Linked DNA regions of Homo sapiens: regions 2 and 3 are each linked to region 1. The links are chromatin contacts, found by Hi-C or POLR2A ChIA-PET in ENCODE. All regions are on one chromosome and are shown on one strand. Each heading gives the region's core, a stretch centred on a gene start or an enhancer-like site at or near the end of the contact. The rest is flanking DNA. Distances are from core to core; before and after follow the strand shown.

Region 1 (4,915 bases), core at 1,152-3,651:
GCTACAGAAAGACAGACTAACTAAATTGATGGTGGGATTAGCATGTGCTGAACCCTAGTAAAAGCAATTTATTTTTTTGTCTCATTCCAGGCAGCCGTGGTGAGATTTTTCCCCACCCCACCCCCCAAAATAGAGAATCCTTGGTTTTCCCAAAAGTAGCATAATTTTCCTGATGTAAACGGTAGATACTGCCATAATCTCTTGTCAAAGATTTCTTCAGGAGGAATAATTTTTCTGTGAAACTTCAATTAAGGAAAGAAGTAGCTCAGTGAGTATGCAAACATATAACAGGTGTAACTCTGAAACTTCCACTGCAAGTATTATTCTATGCAAAATATTATTTTTTCTTTTTATATATGATGGGGAGGTGAGATTAAGAATTATTTTAGACCCCATTGAACCACTCCCCGTCTTTACATTTCTTCCAGTTATCCTTTCATCTTCTAAGTGCCTATATTTTGAAGTTTTCAATTCCCTTTTGTTTCTGACTTCTGTTTCTAGTTTTTTATAATCCTCCTTTCACTGCCTTTCTTTTGGTTCAATCTGATGCCTTTCTTATTTCATTCTCTTTACTACAACATTTTCTATGTGTACTTTTGCACTTATTTCCACTGCCTTTTTGCTCCCAGTTTTAGTGTCTAATCTCCTTTATCTGTTGTGTGTGTATGTTTTGCTTTTTGCCACTAATGATAATTATTTTTACTTCTGAGGATTGTTTCTTTCTTTCAAAAAAAGATTTAGAATGTGAACATTTTATCTGTTCTCATTTGTGGTATCTTTGTTTATTTCTTGAGTCTTCCAGTTTGGAACTCTCTCTCTCTGCCACAAATTCTGCCCTTCAGAAACTCTTTTACAACATGCCATAGTGTGTGGCTCCATCTAATTAAGAGAACAGGAAAAAAAAAAAAACCCAGATGATGAAAAAATTGGGCTGAGATTATCAGCCACCAATATTTTGGTTTGTTAGAGGACTTTCTCCTTTTGTTTGAGGGGGTGGAGGGGCTGTCCACTGCAAATATACCTCTCTATGCCTTGATGACATGTGCATTGGAGGAGTTTCTGGCACAGACATTTAATAGCCTTCAATGGTCTCTGAAGGAAATTAGTCAGTGTTGCCAAAAATATCAGAGAACTAAGCAGAAGAGTAGAAATATCATGGAGAGTAGGCTAAGGGATTAAGAAGCTAAGAAAGAACTGGAATGTTCAATTGGTTAAGGAAAATCTGAGTATGGATAAAAAACACAAAGCCTATGTCTGTGAATGTCCTAGAAGCTGTGTTATATCATTTCACCTGTTACTTTGATGAATTACTATTTACTGTAGTGAAGCCATGTTACACCATCCATGTGGGTCAAGCTTCCTTTTTAAAAATCTGACCTCAGGTTCCCAACACCTAGTCTCCTAAGGAAGAATAGCAGGAACTTTAACTCGTAATTAGGAATTAACAATTCGAATGTTTCTGTATGTGACTCTGCAGATACATCTTTTAAAAAACACACAGAAATTAGGCAGCTTCTAATATTTTTTAAATAGGTAGGCCACTGGCTTGGGGTGGAATTGTTCCTATGTGTATTATTTATTTGGAAGAGAATTTGCCTGAGCTAACTAGATTGCAAATCGGCATGTAATGTAAATTTATTGAGGGTTAGAGGTATGTCTTTTACAACCGTATATCCCTGGAGAACCTACTGCATAGCTCTGTACATTGTTAGCACTTAACAACTATTTGTTGAAACAATGCACAAAGGAATAAACAGCAAATTTTGGTAAAGTTGGAAGGGACCCCAAGTGATCAGCATGTGCTTCTCCATCCGGAATGAGGTAAATGGACAAGTGCACACGAAGGCTTCCTTCTTTCCTGGATTCGCTTTTAATATAGGAACAACAGGGTCAGTTCCTTGTTCTTGAGGATTCATGGGGATTGGAACTTACAAGCCAAGTTCCCAATTTACAGAGTATGTGGAAACAGTTTGACGGACAAACTCCATAAGGACAAAAGTGTATCACTTATCAATCACCTTCAGCAACCAAACTGGGCGTTCAGAACAGCCCTTGTTAAGTAACCATATAGGTGAGGCAGCACAGGAGATTCAAACAAAATCAAATACGAAGAGACTGAAATAATGCTTTCTGAGAACTGATATTCCCAAGTTGGCATACAGATCTAGTTAGACACAAAGCCATTCTCTTTCCCATAAATTCAGGGAATACTAGGCTAAACCAAAAGCCTGTCTTATTTTAGTTGATTGGACTAAAATAAAAAGGGGGCTCTCTAAAAGTAAAAGGAGACAAAACGAAAAGACTTCACAAGTGTAGTTAGAGAATTTACAGCAGGAAGCAGCAGTTTGTTTTTCCTTCCGACTTTACAGCCTGTGACTGATGACTAGTTAGTGAGTAAGCAAGTATAGAGTAAGTGTAAGGAAATGATAATCATTTCTTATCATACTGATAATCGTATCAGTTTAATAGTAAGCGAGTGTGCTTTGTGTTGGCAAGACTCTAATTCAAAGTAGTATTTCTCCAATATGGACCTTGGGATTACTTTTAGCACATTCACCACCTTGTAAGCAAGACTTTGGCCTTCTTCATGGCACAGATATTTACTGGGCAATACCTTGCAGCACACACTAGGCACTGGAGATAAAGAAATCAAGGAGGTAGCGACTGCCTTGTGGAAGGGCGGTTTCGTCATGCCAACACAACCTAAGGGAAGCTCAGAAATTCCATCCTCAATGGCTTTTTCCCCCGAAAAGCATAATACATACAGTAGTTCCCCCTTATTTGTGGTTTGTTACCTGTCGTCAATTGAGGACAAAAAAAAATCAAATGGAGAATTCCAGAAATAAACAATTTATAAATTTTAAATTGCCCATTGTTTTGTGGTGATGAAATCTCTCACCGTTCCACTCAGCCCTGCATGGGACATGAATCATCCCTTTGTCTAGGGCATCCATATCCACACTGGATATGCTACCTGCCTGTGGGTCACTTAGTAGCCATGTTGGTGATCAGATGGACTGTTATGGTATTGCAGTGCTTGTGTTCAAGTAACTCTTATGCTTCTTAATAATGACCTCAAAGTGCAAGAGTAGAGATGCTGGCATATTGTTATAATTGTTCTACATTATTATTCATTACTGTTGATTTCTTACTGTGGCTAATTTATCAATTAAACTTCATAATAGGTATTAATGTATATGAAAAACATGGTACATATAGAATTTATATCTGCAGTTTCCGGTATCCACTGAGGGTCTTGGAACATATTCCCCACAGATAACAGGAGATTACTGTATATTGGTTGATTTGAATGGATTTCCTTCCCCCACCTTGCCACCTGATTCCACCACAACCTCTTCGAATAGACCCCATAATTCAGACATGATAATGTCATGGTCTCTAACATGACAGTATTTCTTTTAAAGACTTTTAAATGAGTCTATATGTTGGCAACAGCAATTTCATGTGCATTTTTCTTGATAAATTTTGATTAGCTAATGAAGTATAGCAATACCTAATATTTATAATACCTCCTAATTCAGCCTCACATAAAAATTTAAATTAAATATTTAACATAGCATGTTGTGGTTACTTTGAAATGTTATGTGCTGAGGTAGGGCACTGATTTGTTTACTAAGCACTGACAAATATATTATGTTTTATTTACTCTCAGTATCACTTTATTGTTGCCTTCCTTCTACTTCAGTTATGTCTTAAAATAACTGTTACGTACTTTAGCAATAACACATATAGCAGAAAATTTGGAAAACAAATAAAAACTCAAAAGAAACAGGAAAATAAGTTACCCCAAATCCTGTCGCACGTGGGTGGCTTCCATTATGTTTGGCAAAGCCTTATAATGTTTTTTTCATGTATCTTATGTTGCTTGACAAAAATTGTATCACATTATATTTACAGCTTTGAGCCTGTTTTTCTCTTAACAACATATTGGGGGCTGTTTTCCCATGTCAGCAAAGATTCTGTTAAATGGCTGAATAGCATCAAAGTGTGTTATTCTTAAGCTGCTGCATGCTGCCTTGCCATGGGCCAGCGGAAATACAGCCCCAGAAGCAGTGGTTTTATCCAGACCAAGAAGCCATTCTTTGCATTCTCGGTGGAGGGTCCTCCCCTTAGGAATGTGGAGCTGATGATGCCAAGTGTGTCCTTGACCTTCTGGGCAGGATGGAGAGCTCCTCTATTTTCTCAGGCTTCTGCCTGATAAGGGTGATCAAACAGCAAGATTCAAGATTTATTACTCAGGAATCTAATTTATTTGCAGTTGTTTAGAGCTTTCACTGGTGTCCTGATCCTTTTATCCATTTGCTGCCTTGTTTTAGAAACTCATCTGTTGAAACCAGTATCAATCAACAAAACCCCAGTTTGCACCCTATTTACAATTCTGAATCAGTTTCTTTTCTGTTTTAGTGTTTCTCTTCTTATGTGATTGCTCCTATAGTGGTCAATATAATTATATCATATTTGGCTAGTTGTTTAAAAATGTAACTCCAATGGAAAATTTACCTCAAAATTTGACTTCGATGTGTACATGAATGGATGTATTTACCTATATCTATTATATTGTTATATATGTAATTTTTAATAATGCAAGCTCCAATTTTTAAAAACATTTTTCTCTTGAATGTATCAGTTATAAAATTTCTGAAGTTATTAAATCCTGTGACGTGGCATCTTGATGCTTTTTTTTTTTTTGAGATGGAGTCTTGCTCTATCACCCAGGCTAGAGTGCAGCAGTGGCATGATCTTGGGCTCACTGCAACCTCTGCCTCCTGGGTTCAAATAATTCTCCTGCCTCAGCCTCCCAAGTAGCTGGGATTACAGGTGCCCACTACCACCCCTGGCTAATTTTTGTATTTTTAGTAGAGATGGGGTTTCACCATGTTGGCCAGGCTGGTGT
Region 2 (4,915 bases), core at 1,485-3,984, 47 kb after region 1:
AAATTCCCTGGCTGTGAGAGCTCCTTGCTTAAATAAGGCAGGAGTACTTTCTCAAAGAAGTCAAGGATCATTTCACTATCTAATCTCTGTGAGAGCAATTGGATAAGGAAAGGAGTCTTTGGGGCCTGCAGCAGTTAACAATAATCTAGGTTATGCTGCTATAATGAACAACAGTCAAATCTCAGTGGCTTTAAACCAAAAATGTTGATTTCTTGCTTATGTTACTTCTCCCATGTGGGTTGGCAGGAGGACTTTGACATAATAGAGTCCCCATACCAGTGACCCTCATTCCAGAGAGGAAGAGTTCTGGAGCGTCTTGCATCAATAATTCAATATTCCAGCCAGGAAGAGACCCACATCACTTCTGTTCATTGGCTAGAACTAGTCACATGGTTCTGACCAAAGAGACCAGGAATTACATACAATCTACCTTGTGTTTGAGAGGAAGGGGAACTGGAAATATTTAGAGAACAGCACTAATGATGTCCACAGACCCAACTGTAATGATTAACATTCACAGGCTAGTATTTGACCCAGACTAACTTGAGGCAATTGCAGGCAGCATTTCTAAACCTCTTTGTATTTCAATCAAAAGAAATCACTTTCAACATTTTGCTCCTAATTACTCTGTATCCCTCTCAAATTGTTCCTACTTCAAGGTGAAATCAGTGAAATGTTTTGAGAGCCCTGGTGCAGAGTTTCAGGCCTGTCACAGCTTCTTTGCTAACATCTTCACCTTGGCACTTGGGTTCTCCTTGAGTGTCCTCCCCACCCCCTTCACCAGCCTCAACCTCACTCTGCCTACCTCATCACCCTGGGAGCTGCTTGCATGCATCACTGTTTTGGTGGATGGCAGCAATACACAAGGGCACCTCATTGTTGGAAAGGAACTGCCTTCCGCCTGCCAAGGACAAATGCAGACACACAAAGCAATATCAAGCAAGACTTCACATCAAAGGGAACCCTGCCTGGGCTTGCCAAGAGCAGGCTGCCTCTGTGTCTTTCTCTTCAGCCTTGTCAGTATTCTTAGGGTCCAACAGGCCTATGGTGTCCCTGCCAGGCCGCCTCATTCACCCAGCACTCCTGTTCACTCTGACACCAAAAGCTCTGGGCTCTCCCTGAATCTGGGCTCGACAACTTGAACGGAGCACAATGCCAAGTGTTTAAAAATGCTGCGTGATTAGGAAGGAAAATCTCTGAGAAATATTTACTCTGTGAATTCTATGTGAGTAGGAGAACAGAATACTTTACCTTGTTCAGTGAAGCAACACATAGAAAGTTAAGAAATCCCTGCCTAAGACCTAGGAAAGCTTACCTAAAGAGGAAGGAAGAATGCTCTATGAGCGGAGATTTGGGAACATTGGAACCAACACTGAAATTGACACTGGCTGGCCTGGGCATTCAGACGTGACTGGGGAAGTCGTGTGACAAACAGAAGATCCAGAGAAACTTTAAGTTCTGCTTTAGAACCAACAGAAGAATTCAGGTTCTGTTGCTTTAAGGAAAAGAACACGTTTGTTTTACAAAGAGGATGAGGGAAAAATGGAAAAGAGAGACTGGCAGGGACAAAAAAGGGGATTGAAACTTTATTTTAGACAACAGGTAAGCCTATCTGTCTGTTCTGGATGCTAAAGAACTCTTCTGGAAGGATACACTCATCATCAAAATACAATGGAAGTTACAAAGTTTTAAAGTCAAATATTGTGAGAACTTGAAACGGGAGATGGTCTTTTCCAATTTTTTTTTTTTTTTTTAGTTATGAAAATCTAAGGCTCAGGAATGTCAAGGGGCCTTTTCACAGTCACACAGCTGCTTAGTGACAAAGCTGTAGCTAGAACCCTGAGCTTCTGACTCTCAGACATGGGTTGTTAAATCACAGCGTGGTATAATGGTGCTACGTGTGGCACGTGATCAGAGAGCACAGGTCTGCAACTTCATCAAGTAAGGTATTTTTAACATGGTGACTTCAACACTTTGACTAAGCTCTTCCACTGTAGCCAACCCTACTGCACTGTTCCAACAGCTTCCCAGAATGGTAGTAATTAGAGCAAAGAAAAAAAATAGGACCCAGAGAAAATGTAACATTTCTTAGTAGTGGGAGGAGGTGGAAATAAATGCATTTACATAACTTTCTACTTTCAGAACACTTCATGTGACTACGGGTTATTAACCTAGGGTCCATGAAGAGAACTCAGGCATTCCAGGACAGGAAAAAAAAATTACATCTTTTACTGAACTCTCACTGAAATGCATCATTACCTTCATTATGAATGTAGGCAACAAACCACAACAGTGTTTGCAGTCTTTGGACTTTGTCACTAATAGAAATAAACATTTTCACATTGTATTAGCTGTTGCAGGTATCTTGAAATATCTTTACCTTTTTTATCACTTTGCTGTGATGGTAGTTTTTAGATCTGCTGCTAGATTTTGTTAAATAGTGCTTAATAAGCACCTATATTACTATACCACAGATTTTTATAAATGTTTTGATAATCATATTTCAATATAATTGGATTATTTTATAATTCTATGTATGTATTTATTTTAAGCTGTTAAAGGCATTATTCTAAGAAGGGATCTGTAGACCTCACCTGTCAGAGGGGTCCTTGGCATGAAAGTTAGGAACTCTGACATGTGAGGGGTCAACGAGTGTCAGGTTGCCAATGGATACCCATGTCACTAGGTCCCCTGTCCCTGCACCATCATCCTGTGGGCTCAGAATGAAGGGATGCTTGCTTGTCATTCTGGGTTGGAGAGCTGCCAATATCTCTTGCCACAGACTGTGTTTGTAATTCCAGGGTGTACCAGCCTTTGAAAACTGACATGATTATATTGCAAAACGTGACAGAAAAGAATCCATTGTTTGGCGTTATTATTAAAATTAAGACTGATATGGAGTTGGTAATATTTATATTAAGAGGGCTGTGTTCACACGTCCATGGAAGTTGACTTTTCTGCGGGAACTGGCACTTTAAAGTCCAGTCAAAAGGAAGTCAATGTTTTCAAAGATGACAAAAACTGATTTGGCATGGTCAGTACATGTTCAGACTATTATTAAGTAAGAAAAATAAAAATTTTAAATATTAAGACACCATTTCCACCTCTCAAATAGGCCAAGAGTTTTAAAGGTGGTAATTCTCAGGATCGATAGGGTGTAGTAAAATAGATATTTTCCTAAACTACTCACAAGACCAAGGCTTGACATAACTTTTCTAGATGGCAGATTGGGCTTTATGTTTTAAGTGAGTGCTTTTCACCCAGTAATTTCACTTCTAGGAATTTATTCTGCAGGCAGAATTACAAAGATATTCTTCAAAATATTATTCATAACAGTAAAAAAATTGGAAACAGCGTGAATGCCAACAACAAGAGCTTGGTCAAATTATGCTACATCTGTAGGATGAACTATTACGTAGCTAATTTAAAAAATAGCCATTCTGACAATATGTAATGATATAAGGAAATGTGTAAAAATAATGTAGACTTAAAATACAACACATAAAACTGCAAGTATAAAATAATTCTGTTTTTTAGTTTTAAAATATCCTTCGTATTTCTTTGCAATCTTACTTATGTACATATACCTATAGAATATGTGTGTGTAAAAAACTAGAAGGAAATATATCACAGTGTTAGGGTAGTGGCATTTAATTATTGGGTAGAGGCATTTTAATTATTTTTATTTACTTCTTTATGTTTTTGGAACTCCTGACATTAGGAGAAGCAGTAAGACACTGTTTTTAAGAAGATGAGCTGGTGCCACATGGGCTGATGTGTTTGCTGTGCCTTCTTGTTGCTCCAGACAAAAGTTTGTTTTGCTGGTTGCTACTGAGTGTTATTTTTCTTGTAACCTTTGCTCTCTTTCCCCACCATTGGCTTCCAGATGTCTGATTTCACCAAGTTCAGGGCACTGGACGCATGTGCATTTTCCCCTCTAACTTGAACAGGAAATTCAGAAACTGCCTTAAGCCTGCCAGCCTGATAGAGCCAGCACCAACATGAATATCAACCCAAAACCTCTTGGCCTAATGAAAAATAGCTCGATGGGGGAATGTGAAGCTTTTGTAAAAACTGGTGACTGAGTTTGAGATAGGGAAAGAATTTTAGGAGGCATCTGCCCCTCTTTCCTCTTGGTCAATGATGGCTTCTGCCTAGTTGTGCTTTCTGCATGTTGTGGGTGAAAAATGGAGATAAAAAGTAATTATTCTACAGCAACTTAACCTTTTGCTGATATTTGGTAGAAAGTGATAAACTTTCAACTTTCTGTCATTATTTAGCATGTAGTGTATAAATTAGCTGGAAAAAATTCTGTTTGAATAGATGAAGACATATTTTCTACGGATTTTACCTTGAAAGTGAGAAATACAAAGGTAATTTTCTGTTTGTGAATGTTTGTTTTAGGGTTCTATTATTTGCAGTGCCATTTAGAATTTTGGAAACATTAGAGTCTATATTCCATTCCTCCTGTCTTTCTTAAACTTGGATCAATTTTCTCCGGGTGAAGTTTAAAATAATAAAAACTGGGAAACCATTTACTCAATGCCTCCTGTTGCATAGCAATCTAAACAAACAGGCCCCTTTCCTCTGTTAAGAACTTCCAATAAGACAAATCACAAAGCTTGTGTTTAAAAAAATGATTTCCAAGTTCCCCACCCCCAACCCCATTTGAAAGCTTCCTTTAAAAAAAATAGAGGCAAAAGATTGTAGACAAGAAACTTAATTGACTTTTTAGTGAGTCACTTCTCATGCTACTACAGGGATTAGAAAACTCTTTTGTTTGCGGTGAGGCCAGAGGATCTGAACTGGACACATAAATACCAAGCCAACCAAAGCAGGACAAATAATAAGAAATAATAGTAACCATCAGGTGGTCAGTATCTTCTGTGTAGCAGACACAGTGCCATGTAAGTTA
Region 3 (4,915 bases), core at 1,492-3,991, 48 kb before region 1:
CTTTGATACTCCAGGCTCAGAATGGAATAGGGGTTGGGGAGGCAGGAGTGAGTAAATGACCCCCCAAGGAAAATGCTGCAGACTCCATCTTAGAAAATCCTCTGCAATGCCAGGTGTGGTGGTTCACGCCTGTAATCCCAGGACTTTGGGAGTATCACCTGAGGTCAGGGGTTCGAGACCAACCTGGCCAACATAATGAAACTCTGTCTCTACTAAAAATACAAAAATTAGCTGGGCGTGGTGGCACACACCTGTAATCCCAGCTACTCAGGAGGCTGAGACAGGAGAATCATTTGAACCCAGGAGGCGGAGGTTGCAGTGAGCTGAGTTTGTGCAATTGCACTCCAGCCTGGGTGACAGAGCGAGACTCTGTCTCAAAAAAAAAAGGAAATCCTTTGCACTGGATATTTTTATTCCTTCAATGCTACTGAATTCCACTTTGGCAGTGTGAGGGTGTGAGGGCAGGGGGAATAGGAAGGGTGAGGTAGGGGAGATGATATATGCATGTTGAGTCCTTTAAAAACTTCCCCCCAAATGGTCTCTGCAAATCTCATTGGTCACCATTTCCTGCCATTCAGTTTGCCCAGATGTATTTAGTTTCTGTTGTTGCAAAGCCATTCAGCACCCCACCACCAGAAGAGGGTAATATTGGTTCTAGCACATCTCTGTTGGCAGAGAAATCAGGAAGACTTTGAAAAACAGTGATCGTTTAACTTTGCAGTATAATGGATGGTTTTGTAGGCCTTTTTAGCTGACTTTGAAGTTGAGATCTTTTACACAATTAAATCTAGTTGTTATGGGTTCATGCCAGTCAGAAAGCACGAAGAGTTGTGTTTTTCAATACCTGGAGGAAAGAGGCAGTCATTGCATGGATTGACGCCTCAGAGCCCTATAGTCTACAAAAAGGTCTATAAAATCCAACCATCTTCATTCTTTCAGTAACTATGCTAAATCTGTAGTAGCTAACCTGCCAGGAAGTATTGTCTGAATGACAACTGAACAGACAGTGGGGATAATCATTCCAACTTAGATACGTATTTAATAAAGCTTATGCAAAATATAAAAAATTTAAAATGATACATTGAAGTCATGAGAATACAATCGCCTTTGAGCAGAGTTAATGAATTGATGCCATTTCACAGCAGGAGAAGTGGGGAAGGTAGGGGGAAAATAATAGACTAATGGAATTTCAGGGTGTTTGGAATTCAAGAAGCAAATGTTTCCACTTCTGATGAGCCCTCTAAGGACAATTCCTGGAACATGGCCTGCAGAAATTCTGTACAACCGCAGCCCTCTCACTTCTCCAGCAGCAGCAAGACACCACCGGGCAAGACCATGGTGCTTTCTGCCCAGGCTCTAATTCATGCCTGCAGAATAACAATCTGCTCTTGGTGCACCAAGCACAATGCAAGCCCTCTAAGCTGCCACTCATGCGGGGCCTGCTAACACTCCCGGCCCTTGTTTCTGATTCTTGGCATTGTTGGCGCAGGGAGTGTGGGGAGAGTCACATACTTCCATGCTGGGAAAGGCAGGGCCCCTGGTGGCCCAGCAAGTCATCAGACAGCCTGGGCAAGAGCAGCAGCCAGATGAGCTAGAGGGCAGCTTGAACCTCTTGGCAAACTTGCCAAACATTGAGGAATCTGGGGATTGTGGTTCCAAAAAGTCTGGTTTCTTTTGGAACCAGACTGAAGCATGAATTTGAGTTGGGGACAAGGGATCCCCCAACTCAAAAAAAAAAATCCACCTCATTAAAAATTCCTTTGGCATGGCATATTGCTACAGAGTCTGATTGTAGTGCCAGTGTCTTTCTAACACCCTTCAAATAACAGTGCTGACAAATTCCTAAGCAGCCGTCAAATTACATGATCTTGACCTGGTTGGATAAAAAGTGATGCTAGCACAAAGGTGATTGATTGAGGATTATGACAGTCAGACAGATGACACAGTGAATATTGGAAGTATTAATAGCAAGCTTATTCCTAATCTTTACACTGTAGGCAAAAGAAGTAACATGTCAAAAACACCACAGAATATTTTTATTATGGGAGGAGGCAAAACGTTCTTAAGCTTATAATGTAGTGGCACCTTATAGGTAAGACTTAAAGCCTCAAAGCTTTGTTTTAAAGCAACGACTGGTGTTGATTCTCAGTCAATTTAAAGGATGAAAAGGGCTGTAAAACTATTTTACGGTAGGAATAATAGCTACCACTTTTTAAGCACTATGTTACAGGGATTTTAAATATATTAGCTAATTTAAGCCTAATGGCAGCCTTGTCAGGTAGGTACCTTTGTCCCCAGTTTATATACAACTGCAAATTCTGAGACAAAGGATAGTTAGACAGTTCTGCCTGATCCCAAAGCCAGTGCTCTTCAATTCACTGCAGTAAGCCACCTCTCTGGAGCTGAAAGGAGACATGAAACTAGGGACATGAGATAAATGGATTTTTTTTCTCTAAAGAATTGCCATTTTTCTGGATCTTGGATAGAGCTTTATCTTGAGAAGTAACCACGCTTGCTCTTCACAGACAAGATACAGCAACATCTAATATGGAGAAAAACTGTGAGCATTTCCACTTCTGATTAATGAATCAAAACTGAACCAATAAAGTCTAGCCTTTGTGACAGTTCTTTGTCTCCTCCTTGGCCAAGAATTTCTGTACACACTGAGTCAGAGTGTCAGCACTCTCTTAACTTGGCGCACGCAACTTGACATGAGTCACCAGAAGGATTTGAAACTTCGGGTTGGAAAAAGCCACTGCTGTTAAGTTGGTACAGACAAAAATATTTGGGCGTCAACTCTTGTGTTCCTGGATATAGCTTGTTCGTTCATCTGTGTGTTGATTCATTCAATAAATATTCTAATGTACCCAATAAAATACAAAATACTGGGTAAAAAGTTTAATTAGTAAACAAACAAACAAACAAACAAAAAAAAACAGTGAAATCAAGTGTCTCACCTCAACCCCTAGTTTCTCTGTTGAGGGACAATCACTGCTAGCAGTTTCTTGGAGGATCCTTCTAGAGATATTCTAGGCATATTATGTGCCTTTCCCTTGGTTTACATAAGTGTTATTGCACCCCTGCAATAGCCTGGGCACTGATTTATGTAAAGTGATGATCAAGACTTGGGCCCTGTCCCTGAGGAGGAAATAGAACATAAACCAACTTCCACTTTATGATTGACAAGTTCCCTGATTGGAGGTACTTATAGGAGTGGTGGTGGTCTGAGTGAATCAGGATTGAAATATCAATGTGTCTTATCAGCTGTCACAAGTAAATTGTTGTTATTAATAGTGAAGTGCCAGCATTTGAAAATTATTTTTTAAAATAGGATAACATGTATTCCTGTGATAATTTCAACCTCACTTGCATCCTAATTTGCTTGTGAGACAGAAAAGTGTGGAGATTAAGCTGTTTCACTGAGAATTGTGCGTGACGCTGGACACACCCATGGTAGGTTCTCTTGTGAATGTGATCTGGTGCATATCCCAGGGAGCTGAACATTTTGTACAATCAGGGTACAAGAAGAGCATAATTTCTTCATTTTCTGGGGGACAATTAGAAAGTTTTCCCTAAATAGTATATGCTCCCATTTAGTGGGGTATGGTTTTCCTAGTTGCCTGGTTTCAAAATATTCATCCTTACAATGGAAGGGAAGTCAGGAAGTGATAAAACCTCCCATCTGGATTGAATACAGTTTGGGACAGTAGTTTGTGCACGGTGAGGCAGATAACACTTTGCAGATTTAGGAGACAGCTGAATCTGATGCATGTGGATGCAAGCTACTGGTAGAAGGCTTGGAGCAAATCCTTTCAATGCAGCTTGGATTTATGGGAGATTTTCAGGCGCCTGTAGGCTTTGAAGAGGCGTACAGTAGTATTTGGTTCACAAAGAGTTCACGTTTACTTCGGTTCACCTGGATTCTCACTCCCAATTGAGTTTTATTTCCAGTATGCTTGTAAACCAACTCCAGACTCGGATGCAAACTCGGCTCAATGTCTGATAGGGAGTTAAAGAGAGAAAATACAAAATGGCATAAATGAGTTTCACATGATTTCCAATCCAAGCTATGAGCTGGCTCTGGCTCGCTCAATCAGCCAGGAGCAGAAAAAGTTTTGCAAACTTCAGTGACCCTTGCAAAAAACCTGGTCTACATCCTGCCTTCAGGAGAAAACCCAGAACCGGTTAGATGTGCCCTGTTTTGGTTTCTATTACAGCTTGCCTTGCAGCCGTCCTAGGAGAGACTGTGGCCCAAGTACATTCTCCTCTTGATCTTCTAAATGTGCCCCTCTAAGGGGCAAGAAGGTTTGCTTTTATTATGGCACATAAGGCAAAAATGTGTCTTGGAATGAAGCACAGCTGAATTGCTGAGGGCAGGACTATAAAATACAATCTTTCCCAAGGATTTTCTTCCTTAGGAGCTCAAATGGCAGCCTAGCTTGACAGCAGGGGCTCTATGCTGACTTAAGTTTTTATATCATGTCAGAAAAATATAAATATAATTATCTTCCTTCGTTAAAGAACCCACAACCCAAATTTGTACAGTTAGTCAAATTTCAGTTTAAAAAATACTGAAATATGTTATTATCCTTTTAAAAGTCATCTGTACAACACTATGATATAGGGCATAAGGTTTGAGAGGGATTTTTTCTTCCTTTCTTCCTTTTTTTCCTTTCTAAGTCATATGAAGCAGAACTAGATCTGAGTGAAATCTTGCCTTTTCACGTAGTTTTTTTCCCTAGCTAAGTTAAATAAAGCACAAAAAGAGTGCATTTCCCAAGTACCTTATGAGATCCTGTCAATTTGTTTCTTCCCCTTGCTTTGAAAACCACCCCTAAAGAGATAAAATTACTTGCATCGATTCTTACAGAAAAGCAGCCAAGGTTTTATTAAAAACATTGTCCTTCGTACTCTT

The links. Hi-C counts contacts between places; a loop is a spot of excess contacts on that map. ChIA-PET counts read pairs that join two places held with the same protein, here RNA polymerase II (POLR2A). Pooled maps may share reads with other maps.
Region 2: a map of endothelial cell of umbilical vein shows a loop between it and region 1 (3-fold over the local background). The contact joins two enhancer-like sites. A Hi-C loop is called at or near these places in 3 of 168 maps with a recorded cell type or tissue (aorta, astrocyte of the spinal cord and endothelial cell of umbilical vein) and 1 of 50 pooled maps. POLR2A ChIA-PET finds 5 or more read pairs at or near these places in 9 of 52 experiments (A549, AG04449, AG04450 and 6 more).
Region 3: a map of endothelial cell of umbilical vein shows a loop between it and region 1 (3-fold over the local background). The contact joins two enhancer-like sites. A Hi-C loop is called at or near these places in 8 of 168 maps with a recorded cell type or tissue (Caco-2, Calu3, PC-3 and 5 more) and 6 of 50 pooled maps. POLR2A ChIA-PET finds 5 or more read pairs at or near these places in 9 of 52 experiments (AG04449, MCF 10A, OCI-LY7 and 5 more).

Annotation. Positions count from the first base shown.
Region 1 is chr3:150,298,622-150,303,536 of GRCh38, reverse strand. All of the region lies in intron 1 of LINC01214 (long intergenic non-protein coding RNA 1214), which reads left to right. Among named protein-coding and RNA genes, the nearest start is that of LINC01214, 23 kb to the left of the region's middle. Within about 2 kb of position 2,401, at least 3 of the 41 ENCODE cell types and tissues checked have a DNase peak (open chromatin) inside an H3K27ac peak, as active enhancers do; they include PC-3, Panc1 and endothelial cell of umbilical vein, where a contact is called at or near this core.
Region 2 is chr3:150,251,635-150,256,549 of GRCh38, reverse strand. No RefSeq gene overlaps it. Among named protein-coding and RNA genes, the nearest start is that of LINC01213, 16 kb to the right of the region's middle. Within about 2 kb of position 2,734, at least 5 of the 41 ENCODE cell types and tissues checked have a DNase peak (open chromatin) inside an H3K27ac peak, as active enhancers do; they include endothelial cell of umbilical vein, where a contact is called at or near this core.
Region 3 is chr3:150,346,462-150,351,376 of GRCh38, reverse strand. LOC107986141 (a long non-coding RNA gene) reads right to left here. Exons shown (of 3, transcript XR_001740958.1): 2 at 2,958-3,999. Among named protein-coding and RNA genes, the nearest start is that of LINC01214, 25 kb to the right of the region's middle. Within about 2 kb of position 2,741, at least 12 of the 41 ENCODE cell types and tissues checked have a DNase peak (open chromatin) inside an H3K27ac peak, as active enhancers do; they include PC-3 and Panc1, where a contact is called at or near this core.